Linked DNA regions of Homo sapiens: region 1 is linked to region 2. A link is a loop called in an ENCODE intact Hi-C map of the cell type or tissue named here. Cell type or tissue: ascending aorta. All regions are shown on one strand. Each heading gives the region's core, and the rest is flanking DNA. Links, peaks and the distances in the headings are about the cores only. Region 1 overlaps ZMIZ1 (zinc finger MIZ-type containing 1). Region 2 overlaps ZMIZ1 (zinc finger MIZ-type containing 1).

What was found. A loop is a pair of places that touch in the nucleus more often than their neighbours do. Peaks named below come from ENCODE experiments on the same cell type or tissue, not always from the same donor. Only the 100,000 strongest peaks of a DNase experiment are listed, where the experiment ranks them.
Region 1: it touches region 2 in a loop (2.5-fold over the local background); 3 of 110 quality-filtered maps call a loop at or near these places.

What each region holds. Positions count from the first base shown.
Region 1 is chr10:79,152,504-79,157,860 of GRCh38, forward strand. All of the region lies in intron 3 of ZMIZ1 (zinc finger MIZ-type containing 1), which reads left to right. Among named protein-coding and RNA genes, the nearest start is that of ZMIZ1, 86 kb to the left of the region's middle. RefSeq lists enhancers at 3,709-4,560, 5,203-5,347 and a cis regulatory region at 5,268-5,281. In ascending aorta, for the core only: a CTCF peak has its summit at 3,276; DNase peaks (open chromatin) are centred at 1,458, 3,018 and 5,228; H3K27ac peaks cover 5,000 bases.
Region 2 is chr10:79,243,886-79,249,242 of GRCh38, forward strand. All of the region lies in intron 7 of ZMIZ1 (zinc finger MIZ-type containing 1), which reads left to right. Among named protein-coding and RNA genes, the nearest start is that of PPIF, 100 kb to the right of the region's middle. RefSeq lists cis regulatory regions at 1-243, 1-247, 639-1,471, 845-1,345, 4,462-4,962, enhancers at 1,122-1,201, 1,372-1,501, 2,032-2,111, 2,332-2,501, 2,512-2,561 and 4 more and a silencer at 3,407-3,476. In ascending aorta, for the core only: no CTCF peak of the experiment used is centred there; DNase peaks (open chromatin) are centred at 1,176, 2,476, 2,916, 4,726 and 2 weaker places; H3K4me3 peaks cover 2,111 bases; H3K27ac peaks cover 5,000 bases.

The DNA of each region.
Region 1 (5,357 bases), core at 252-5,251, 91 kb before region 2:
AAAGAAAAGAAAGAAAAAAGATAACCCACCCCAAACAAGTTAAATCAGATCTCCGGGGCGGGGCCTGCGGCCAGGCTTGAAAGCTCTAGTCTGGATGGCCTCAGACGGGCTGCTTTCTCCGCCCTGCCCGGATCCCCAGGCAGCACTGTGGGCTGGTGCATGGGTTCTGGAGCCCAGAGGCTGTGCTGAGTACAGCTCTACCACTTTCTAATACTGGGCAAGTGAATTCATGCCTCTGAGCCTCTGTTTCCTCATCTGTGAGATGGGGCTAACACCACCCACCTTATAGAATCTGTACCAGTGTCAGCCACCATGTTCTTTGATCTAAGCCAGTTATGCACCACTGCTGCCTTCACTGCCCATTCATTCTTCCAGAAAATATTCGGGGATTCCTGGACCTGCCAGCCTGGTACTGGGTGCTGTGGCAACAGGAAGAGGAAACCCACCATGGGGGTCCAGCCTTTTAGGCCTTTCCAGGGCCCCAGAGGATGGGTTCTGTCTGTTGATGGGCAGGTGAAGGGTGACTCCCCTGAGAATCTCACCGTGTCGCTGGACTGAGGGAACCCCTCTTTCTGAAAGAACGAATGAGACCCCAGATTCAAGGGAGAAGAAGGGGCATCCTAGGACTTCCCTGACAGCCTCAGCTGGGAAGCCCCTGGGGAGGCTCTGAATGCCTTCTGGGGTGGGCCCTGGGCCATGCTCTGGGCAGATGCTGGCTCAAACAGGGCTGGCAGTAGACAGAACAGAATAAGGACCCTCCTCCTTGTAGTCCATCACTGGGCTGGACTATGTCCTCCATCCCGTGGTCCTCCTGGCAGCCCAGGGCATTGGCAGGCATCGTTCCTCCTGCTTGGCAGATAGAGAGACAGAGATGTCAAGGGATGGGAGGCACTTGCCTAGGTCAAGGGCTGGATTTGAACCTCACTTCTGTATAAACAAAATCCCAGTGGGGAAAGTCGAGCTTCCCTGGGAATCTGCCCTGGTGGGACTAAAACGTGATCGGCAAACCTGTCATCCCCTTTCTTCCCTGGCCTTCCAGCAGGTCCCCTGCAGACCACCACTGGCTGTCCTTGCGGGAGAGACCTGATGTTCCTGTAAATAGCAAGTGCTCCTGTTGCCTGGGCTCTGAAAGCCAGAGGTTGAACCATGCACTTGTCACCCACTAAACCTTCTCCCTCCTCATGACCCATTGGAGAAACTGAGGCAGAGAGAGGTGCAGGGACTTGGCTAAGGCCATGTGGCTTGTGAGCCGGCCAGGATTTCATCCAGGCCTGGGTGAGGTTAGAGCCTGTGCCCAGACCCGCCACCACCCGCTAGCAAGAACAGGACTTTCCTTTGTCCGGCATTTTTAACTCTGGGTCTTGGCCATCACTTCAGACTGGCCTGGCCCACGTGTGGCCAGAATCCCAAAGGGATGCCTGTTTGGGAAGCGTGACCGCCAGGGGGCTGGCACCTGGCCCAGGAAGGGGGTCATCGAGAACACTCAGTGCTCAGTGGTTTGTGTGTGCCACCGACAGTGCCTGTGCCCTTCAGTGCCACGACCTTCCTGTGCCAATCATGGGTATGATGTCAGTTCATCTAATCCTTGAGCTGCAGTTAGCCCCAGATGAGGAAACAGACTGGAGGGATAAGTGACTTTCTTGTGGGCCAATATTGGACCCCCTGGGTCCTCAGTTGGACCTCCAACACCAGAATGGACCTGGGTTCCATTCTGGTCCACAAACCCCCTTTGGGTTTGTGTCCCCTTCTCTGTAGGGTGGCAGGCTTGCACTCAGAGCTTCCCAAGGACCTCCAAGGACTCTGCTGAGAGCCTCTGCCAGGCCCATTTAATGCTGCAGGGCATTTAGGATTGGGGGCCTCCCAGAGGTGGGATGGGGTGCCCTCTAGGGCAGCCCTCAGAAGCATAGGGCCAGGTGGTTGGCACCAAGCAGAGTGGGCAGAGGCAAGAGGCAAAACTTCTAAGAGAGGCCACCAGCAGGAAATTCCACTTAGAACCCTGGCATTGCAAGTGGCAAGGGCCCAGGTGGGTGCCGGGGGACCTGGTCTGGCCACCCCCAGCTAGGCGCCCCTTTAAGCAAGACCTCGGTCCCTGGAAAAGGGATGGCTGTGCCCACCCTATGGGGCCTGATGAGTGGTGGGTGTGGAAGGGAGTACCTGGCACGGATTTTGCACCTGGAGGATGCTTGACACCTTAGGCTGCTTCTGTGGAAGAGGAGGTGAGGACCCTGTCCTGGGAGCAGGTGGTTCTACGAAGCCCAGCTGTGGGGGTCTATGAAGCCTCTCCTGAGTTGGTCTCGGACTCATCTTCCCAGAGCCATGGGTCTTTCTCTATCTCTGTGATACGGGGTTCAGTGCCCCCATCCCAGCAGGACCCCAAGTCTACACTGGGCAGCAACCCTGAGCCAGTGATAATAATGACTTATGGCCCCTGTTTACGGAGCATTTCCTGTGCACGTGCATATGGGCCTAATCTTGTTATGTCCTTCAACAACTCTGTGAGAGTAGTGACTCTTAGTATCCCCCATTTTACAGATGAGGAAACTGACCCAAGTTCCTAGCCCAGTATCACGCAGCTAAGTAAGTGTCAGAGCTGAGGCCTCTCTGATGCATCGGAACCTAGATGCATTGGAACCCAGAGAGGCCACCATTCTATGCTGTGCCCTCATCCCTTGATTAAAGCAGAAATTGTTCATTTGGTGACTTGGGGAGAAGGGAGCCCCATCCCTCTTCCTCAGGTTTGAGCGGGCCACCTGTCAGAGTTCAAGGCCTCTTTGATTGCTTGGAGGTGTTGGCTGGGGCAGTCGGGACAGCTTTCCCCCTCCCTTTCCCAGTTCCAGGTCTGATGCAAACTCAAAGGAAAGGGAAGCCAGTCCCTGACTGGGCCTGAGTCATTTGTTTCTGAATCCTAGTTTGAATCCTAGTTCCCGTTTTTATCATGGTGTGATCTTGGCTGGGCCCTTCCCTCTCTCTGGTCTCAGTTTGTCTCTGTTCAAGTCCAGCACCAAGGGACTAGGTTGGCAGGGGCCGGAGGCCAGACAAGCCACGCATGTGCACCACCAGCCAGGGCACGGCTGAGGCAGGACGGGCAGAAGTCATTCCTGGGGCCTGGGCGATGCTGCATGAGCTCTTCCTCCAAGAGGAAGTGTCCCTCCAGCTTGGCCCTGAGAGCACAGTAGATCAGGACTGGACAGGGAGCAAGGCCTTGGAGAGGCCCCCAGGGATGTGTGCATGTGCCTCTGCCCCACGAATGCAGCTGCGCCCTGCTCACTGATGCCCTCTGCAGCTCTCTCTTCAGCCCAAAGCTCTTCTCCCTAAAAGCCTCTGGGCCTTTGCCCAGGGAGAGGTACCCTCCTGCCTGAAAGACTGCCCGAGGGACGGTGGCTCTGCCCCCCATTTTGCTTCCAGGCCGAGCTGGGCTGGCCCGCCAGCACTCTGTGCACATGCCCCTAGTTATCTGAGGATTACCCATCTCCTGTGTCTTCCCCACTGGTGTCACACAGTGTGTGAGCACCCTGGGGAAGCACAAAGGCTGGGCAAGTGCTGACCTTTGGCCCCGTCCCCACCCCTCCCACCCCTACTCTTTACCTCTTCTCCTTCTTTTCCTTCTCTGCCAGATAGCAGGCATTGTCATCAGTTGTTTTTAAATAAAGAAATGAATGAATGAAATGAACAACTTCTAGAAGTCACTTTATAGCCCCATTTTTGAAATGAGGAAACCAAGTCGCAGGGATGTTAGGTGGGTGGGGAGGGTAGTTCAGAGACCCCCCCGCTGCTCTTCCCCAGTTCTCACTCTTTGGGTCCCCACGGTGCCAGGTTGGGGACCCTAGGTTTGCGTGGCATGTCCTCTGGCCACAGGAACTTCCCACACATGGAGGCGTCCTGAGGGCCCAGCAGCAGGTACCAGCCACGACTTCCCACGATCTCAGCTTGCCAGGCCTGCACTTTTCTCACCTGGTGTTCCTGCCTTCCCAGCAGGTCAGCCCAGAGCTGCCTGTCCGCCCTTCCCTGGCCACTTTCGAGCCTTCCCCATGGGAGAGAGAAAGGTGAGGGAGCCGAGGGGCATGTGGCAAGGAGCGGAAAGCAGGCCCAGCAGGCAGGCTGGGCTTCCAGGGCTGGGCTTCGGAAGACAGTGCCTACTGTCTGCTGGAGGGCATCCTGGAGCCTCCTCACAGGAGGTAAAGATCGACAGGATGATTGAACCAAGCGTACCTCGGGACTCTTGGGCAGCCCCGCCCAGGACTTCCCGCAGACCCCAAACTACCAGCTTCCTAGGTCCTCATTCATTTCTGTTCCTTGAGGCCAACTGTAGTTACTGCTCTTCGGTGAAAAGATTGAGAGGATATGCAGTTCTCCCAGAGCACCAAGTCCCTGGGTTCAGCTCTGCTGTGCCTGGAATGAGGACTACCAGGTCCCTGTCCTTATGGGCCTCGAGGCTGAAGAGATAAACAGGCACCTAATTTTAATTATGCAAGCGAAAAGAAACACCAGCATGTCTGGAAGTTCAGGGAGGGTACCTTGGAGGTGGCTCTCAGAGAAGGCAGCATGGAGGAGGTGGCTCTTTGAGCATTGAAGGATGGATAGGGTTCCAAAGGACAGTGACGAGACGTAGAGCTGCACAAGGCGCCATGTAGGGGACTGCGGCTCCTGTTCTGCCACTGTGTGATGTGTGGCCTTTGCTCTCTGCTGAGCGATTTCTTCCTCTGTAAAGTGGGACCTTACAGCTCCCTGGTGACAGGATTGTGCTGAGGATGGAGTGATGGAGTGGGGCAGTGAGAGCTACCAGGGTTATTGAGGAAGGAGCCTGGCAGGTGGGAGAATCTACCACGTTTGAGCAGGTTGAATGGTTCTCTCTGCAGGCATAAGGGGTGTGTGTGTGTGTGTGTGTGTGTGTGTGTGTGTGGTCAGTTGGCAGCAAGTGTGAACAGCTGAGGCCTAATGACAGGAGCTCTGAGGTGGCATTGGTGCCACAGAACCCTGGGGCAGTGTGACCCTCTCCCCTTGTTGTCCATGGGGAGGTCCTTGCTCCGGCCAATGTCCAGCTCAATGTCCAGAGCACCCTGGAGCCTCCTCTGGTGGGTGCATGGCTGGAGGGGTGATTTAGGGCTGCTTCATCCTTCTGGCCCGTGGGCCTTGGCCTGCACCCTGGCCCAGGCTGGGTCTGGCTCTTCCCTGTGTCTGGATCCCCACCCCCAGCTTGGTGAGGTCAGGGAACAGGTATTTCAGGAATGCAGGAGGCGGGGCAGCCAGCCCCATTTGGATAACCATGGGGTAAATATTTGCCTTGCTCCTGGAGCCAGCACTGGCCCGCCAGGGGAGGACAGGGGCCTGTCCCTGGGGTCATGTAAGGGGATGTGTGT
Region 2 (5,357 bases), core at 305-5,304:
GCCCCAGGCTTGGCCGCGAGAGTGGCACCGGCGTGCACCGGGCCGGTTTTGTGTGCCCACAGACGGGGCCTTCATTTCTCTTTGGGGCCACGGGGCAGAGTGCGCCCCCACCCAGGTCCCTGAAGGTGAAGTGTTGGCTCTCCAGCAGACATTTTACGAGGCTCTGTGCTCAGTCGGCTCACGCTGCAAAAATAAGAATCGGCCAGGATGCCTTCGGAGGCAGCGCCTGAGGGTCCTCGACTTCAAGCTGCTCCTTTGTCAGAATGCAGCCCTGATGCCTCCAGCGCGTAGAGACCCCACGGGCACTGGTGATGCCACCATTGCGGCAGGGTGCCCTTCGCAAAGGTGGTGGGTGCCGAATAGACTTCTGACAAGTGTTTGCTGGCAAGCTGGCTAGAGGAGAGAGGTGGATTTGCACCAGAGGGCAGGAAGCAGCCTTTCAGGAGATGCCTGGTTGTGAGGACCTTGTACAAGACCTTGGAGAAAGAGCCCCTTGATAGGGACTAAGAGGAGGCTGCCTGGGGTCCTGAGCATGTGGTTTTGGTATTGGTGTCTTCGAAGCCAAGCCATGGTGCGGTGGGCACCAGATAGGTACCAGTTCCTGGGTCGAGAAGCCCTCTGGGGGGAAACTAGGAGAGGTCAGCTGGCACTTCTTTAGACGGGTTTCAGGAGACTGTCATTCCTGCAGTGGGGACCCAGTCCCTTCGCCCTTGACCATCAGGCGAGACTGCCAGATGAGTGTTGAGCAGGGCTGATGGCTCTTCCAGCAGGAAGGCTTTGTGTGGCAGGTGGCATGGAGTTGGTGCCAGTGTGCTTCTCATTGGCCCATCTTTGAGAGTGGCCACAGAAATTGGGCTGAGGAGAGAAATCAGGCTGAGAGTCAGAAATCTGGCTGAGGAGTGAGTTGGGGTGAAAAGGCCGTGCCATCCTGAAGTCAGGGTGACCCCAGATGTTACGTGGGGGCTCCGGCTCCCCCAGTTATGGGGCTCTGGGCCTGAAGCTTATCTCCCATCTGCTATGGAGGAAAGGCCCTGTCCCAGGGGTTGCGTGGAAGGGTGACTCTTGGAGTCCACGTGGCTCCTAACAAGCCTTTCCCCTTTTTTTGTGTATAAGCCAGGCAGTGACTACCCTCCAACTAGCTGGATTCAAGTCCCCTTCTGAGCTATTTTTATCCTGAACTTCCTTAGTGAGAAACCACCAAACGGCGATGCTTTGGTGAGAATCTAGGTCTTTACCGGAAGCGCAGCCTGCACAGAGTTTACACCTCGCTACATAAGGCTGCCTCCACTGCCCTGCACAGCCCTCCCCTGGCTCAGAGCCCCTGTGCCTCTCTCATGCCTCTTGATTCTCATCACAGCCTGTGCGCTCAGGGACTTTTGAGCCCCAGTTTCAGATGGGAAAACTGATGTGCCCGAGATCATCCAGTTGGGGATGTAGGAGGCCAGGCCTGGCTCCAACAGGAGCAAGACCTTGATGCCAGTGGGCTCCCTGAAGGCAGGGACCACGTGTTTCTCATCACCGTATGCCCCAGTGCCAACTGTGGTGCCTGGCGGATGGTGGGTGCCCAGTGGCTGCTGAATGATGATGGCACGAGTGGAAGGCTGGTTGGGTGTGTTTTCCCCATTGGAGTTGGGACGGGGTCGGGGGGCAGAGGGATTGAAAGAGCACTTCCAGATCTCAGTCTGCATTGGTTGAGCACCCAGTCCATGCAGTCCCTGGGAACTCTGAGATGAGTCCCTAGTCTGGAGTCAGGCAGCTAGAGGGAGAAAGGTGCTTCCACAGAGGTTCTGCGGAAGTCCTGCCCGGGGCTTCCTGAATGTTGCCCCAGGGAGTAAGGAGTGACTGAGCTGGGTCTAAGATGACGCCATTCAGTACAGTAGCCACTGGCCACATGTGGCTGTTTGTGAATTTCAATTAATTAAAGGGATGAGTTAAGCTTATCCTTGGCACTAACCACATTCAAGCACTCAGTAGCCACCGAAGGCTGGTAGCCGCCTTGTTGGGCAGCTCAGACTCTAGAACATGTCCACCACAACAGGAAGCTCCATGGACGACAGACAGCGCTGTCCAGGAGGATAGACTTAAGACAGAGGTGCAGTGAGGACACTAGCTCAGAGCCCACAAGTGTAACAGTGCAGGCGAGTCTGTTAGATAAAGAGACCTCCTGTTTCTCTAGCATTTGTTTTGTGGCAGCCTGCTGCGGGGAAGGAGTAGACCAGCCAGGCATTCCCATTTAACACAGGAGAAAACTGAGGTTCACTTTTGCCCAAGGTCATCCAGCAAGAGGGTGGCATGAGTCCCAGGTCTCCAACCCCTTGGCCAGCACTCTGTCATCCAGCAGAGGTCAGCCAGGGGGCACGAGTGGGCAGCGGTCCCAGGAGCAGCCTCAGACCTCCCTGAGGGACAGTCTTGGTGCCAGTAGGCGTCAGTCCCTGTGAAGTCATCCATTGATCGGGCGGGAGCGCCAGCTCAGCCTCGGGTCCTCAGGAACAGAGAGTTCTGTGCTGGCAGAGCTGGAAGGAGCGGGCGCGAGGCTCTCTGGGCAAGGGAGGTGTTTACCTTGAGCGATGCGGCATGGGTCCCTCGGGAGAGGCTGGCTCCTCCATGGGGAAGGAACTCCTCAGTGGGGCCTGTGGCTGGGATCCTTAGCACCACCTCAGAGAGAGGGGTACAGGCCCGAACCCAGCAGGGAGAAGGATTTCGGGACCTTTGACTGGTACAGAGTGCACCTCACCCTTGCTCTTGCCCCGCCACACCGTGTCACAGAGCATCTGCTGGGCCTCCCTCGCCCTCCTTCCCCAAGCCTCGGCTGCAGGAGGAAACTCTCCCAGGGCCTGGCAGAGCAGCAGCTGCCTCACGAGGGAGCCTGCAAAGGGAAAAACAAGGCCTCCACCCTCGAAGCACTTCCAGCTTCCCAGGGAGCTCCCTGGCCAGACACCACAGGCAGGGAAGGAAGGCCAGCCCACTGGCCGGAGGGCCGAAGGGACTTCCTGCCCCAAGGTCACATGGCAGGAGAGGCCATGGATGGAGCCAATGCCCTCTCCCAGCCCACTGCAAATCCCAGTCTCCCAGTGGGAACGTGTGGTTTATGATTTCATTGTGCCTGCTGCCTGGTTTCCTGCTCCAGCCCTGAGGTGAGGGTTAGCTTCCTGTGGCCTTGTCCCTGTGTCCTGAGGTGCCCACTCCCCCAGCAGCAGGCCTTGCTGCCGCCTCCAGCTCCCATGGCCCTGACCTGACTGAAGTGGGAGGTCTGAAAATGCGGTGGCTTTCTGCAGGGACCCCCGCACACCAGAAAGAGGGTTCTTCAAGGCCCATCAGGGCAGCTTGAGGGATGCGAGGACCTTTGGCGACACTCTCAGGTTTCCAGTCCTCTAGAGGGAGAAAATGGTCAGGGGCGGGGCACTGATGAGGCCTTTCCGGGGAGCCCTTCCAGGACCCATAGTGAGTCCCTCGGGGAAGCTCACAGTGTCCTTGTTCCCCAGGATCTGATGGGCTGTGTGCCTTTCCAAACTGATGCACAGAGCTGGGAGCTACCCCCATCACCCAGAGTACTGGGCGTGAGGACCCCTGGGTGGGCCAAGCAGGCAGTCTGCTGTCCCCCTGCCTGGCCAGGCTCAGGAAGTATGACCCTTTTCCTCCCTCTCAGTAGCCCCAGCCATGGCCCTGACTTCTCCTTAGAGCCACCCTGGGGCTTCTCTAAGCCGCAGAGACCCTGCTGGGTTCCCCAACTGCTCCCACCCCCCGTAGGGTGAGGCCAGGCCTTAGAAGTGCCTGGCCTGGGGCAGTGGTGCTGCTTTGTGTGTACTGGGTGAATGGAGAACAGGGGATTTAGCCAGGACACTCACATTTTCTGAGACTGAGGCTCCCAAACCACCCTGGAGAGTTGTTGGGTCTGAGGGGAGGCCCGGCCCCTGTGATTTGGCTTGTAAAGCTCCCCAGATAATTCTGATGCTATTGGTAGAATCATGGCTCCCAACACTAGCCCTGAAGTGATTGTATCTGTAGTCTGGTGCCAAATTAGTGTGTGACCTTTGGCAAGTCACTTCCCCTCTGGGGGCCTGAGTGTCTCATCTCTGCCTCATCTTTATCTCATCTCTAAAAGGTAGACTCCACTCCAGGGCCTCAATACCAGCCCTGTGCCAGAGAGGTGGGGAGAGAGGAAAGTGAGAAAGAAGCTTGGGCCATGTCTTTGGGTGCCACCACCCGCATCTGGGTGTGCAGTGGGAAATATTAGGGTGCAGCACGGCAAGAGAGAATTAGATGAACAGAGGCCTATGCTCTACACCCCAAGAGCTATAGAAGGAAGAGGGGAAAATGGTGACTTTCAGGCTGGAGCGGCCTGAAACACTTCCCAGGTGAAACTTGATTTTGGAAATGGGCAGGATGAGAAAGGACTGTTGGGTGGGAGGACTAGTAGCTGCGAAGGCTTGGAAACCAGGAGAGGTATGGCGCTTGATGAGAAAGGAGGATGTCCCTCCAGATGGCAGGGGGGAGGTTAGCAGGAGCTCGAGGAGAGGTTGAGTGAGGCTGCTGCAACACCTTCAGGGCAGTGGGGAGCCATCAAAGGCTTTGGAGCCTCAGAGGCACTGGGACTCCTCCTGCTTCTAGGAGCAGGGCTGCTGCTGAGTAGCAGGCAGGAATCGGGCATAGAAGTTGGGAGTAGTGCGAGGTCGGCGTCCTGCTGTGGGAATGTCCCTGCCCCTGCTGACGCAATGGAAAGCCTCGTCTTGTTTCAGGGTTCCTGTTTTGTGGTTGCCCATGGTGGGGGGCGAGGGCAGCCAGCTCTGCCTTCTGAGGAGCTCCGGGAACTGGATGGAGCTTGTCCAGACCTCCCCACAACAGTCCTCTGCTCTCCTGGAAAAGAGAGGCAGTCCTGTTTGTGGAGTCTCTCCCTAGTCCCTCGGGGGATTCTAGCCAGGCCCAGGAGGCTTTAAATCAATGTGTGCATTTCCCTGGGGCTGGGACTGGAGTGGATGGGTGCCAGCGGGTAGTCTCTGGGCTTGCAGAGTTGGTCTCCCACCCTCCCAGGGCTCCAGTGTTGAATCCCTGCTCCCTGGGTCAGAGCCTGAGGCACTAGTGATTTACCAGCTCCCTGTCTGCCTCCCAAGAGCTTATGATCTGATGGGCAGCTTCACTGTGCGCAGAAGATTTAGCAAGGTCTGGTTCAACCCCTGTGTGTGGGAGGCCAGGACTGTGAAAAAATGGGGGGCATGTTTCAGAGAGGAAGGAAAAAGGAAGCCCAAGGAGCCCTTTTTCCTGCCTCTCACTTCTGCTGCTTCCAGGCCCAGCTCTAATGCCATGGCATGGCCCAGGAAGCTTTCCCTGGATCCCCACACCCAGCGTCCGGGGCCACTGTC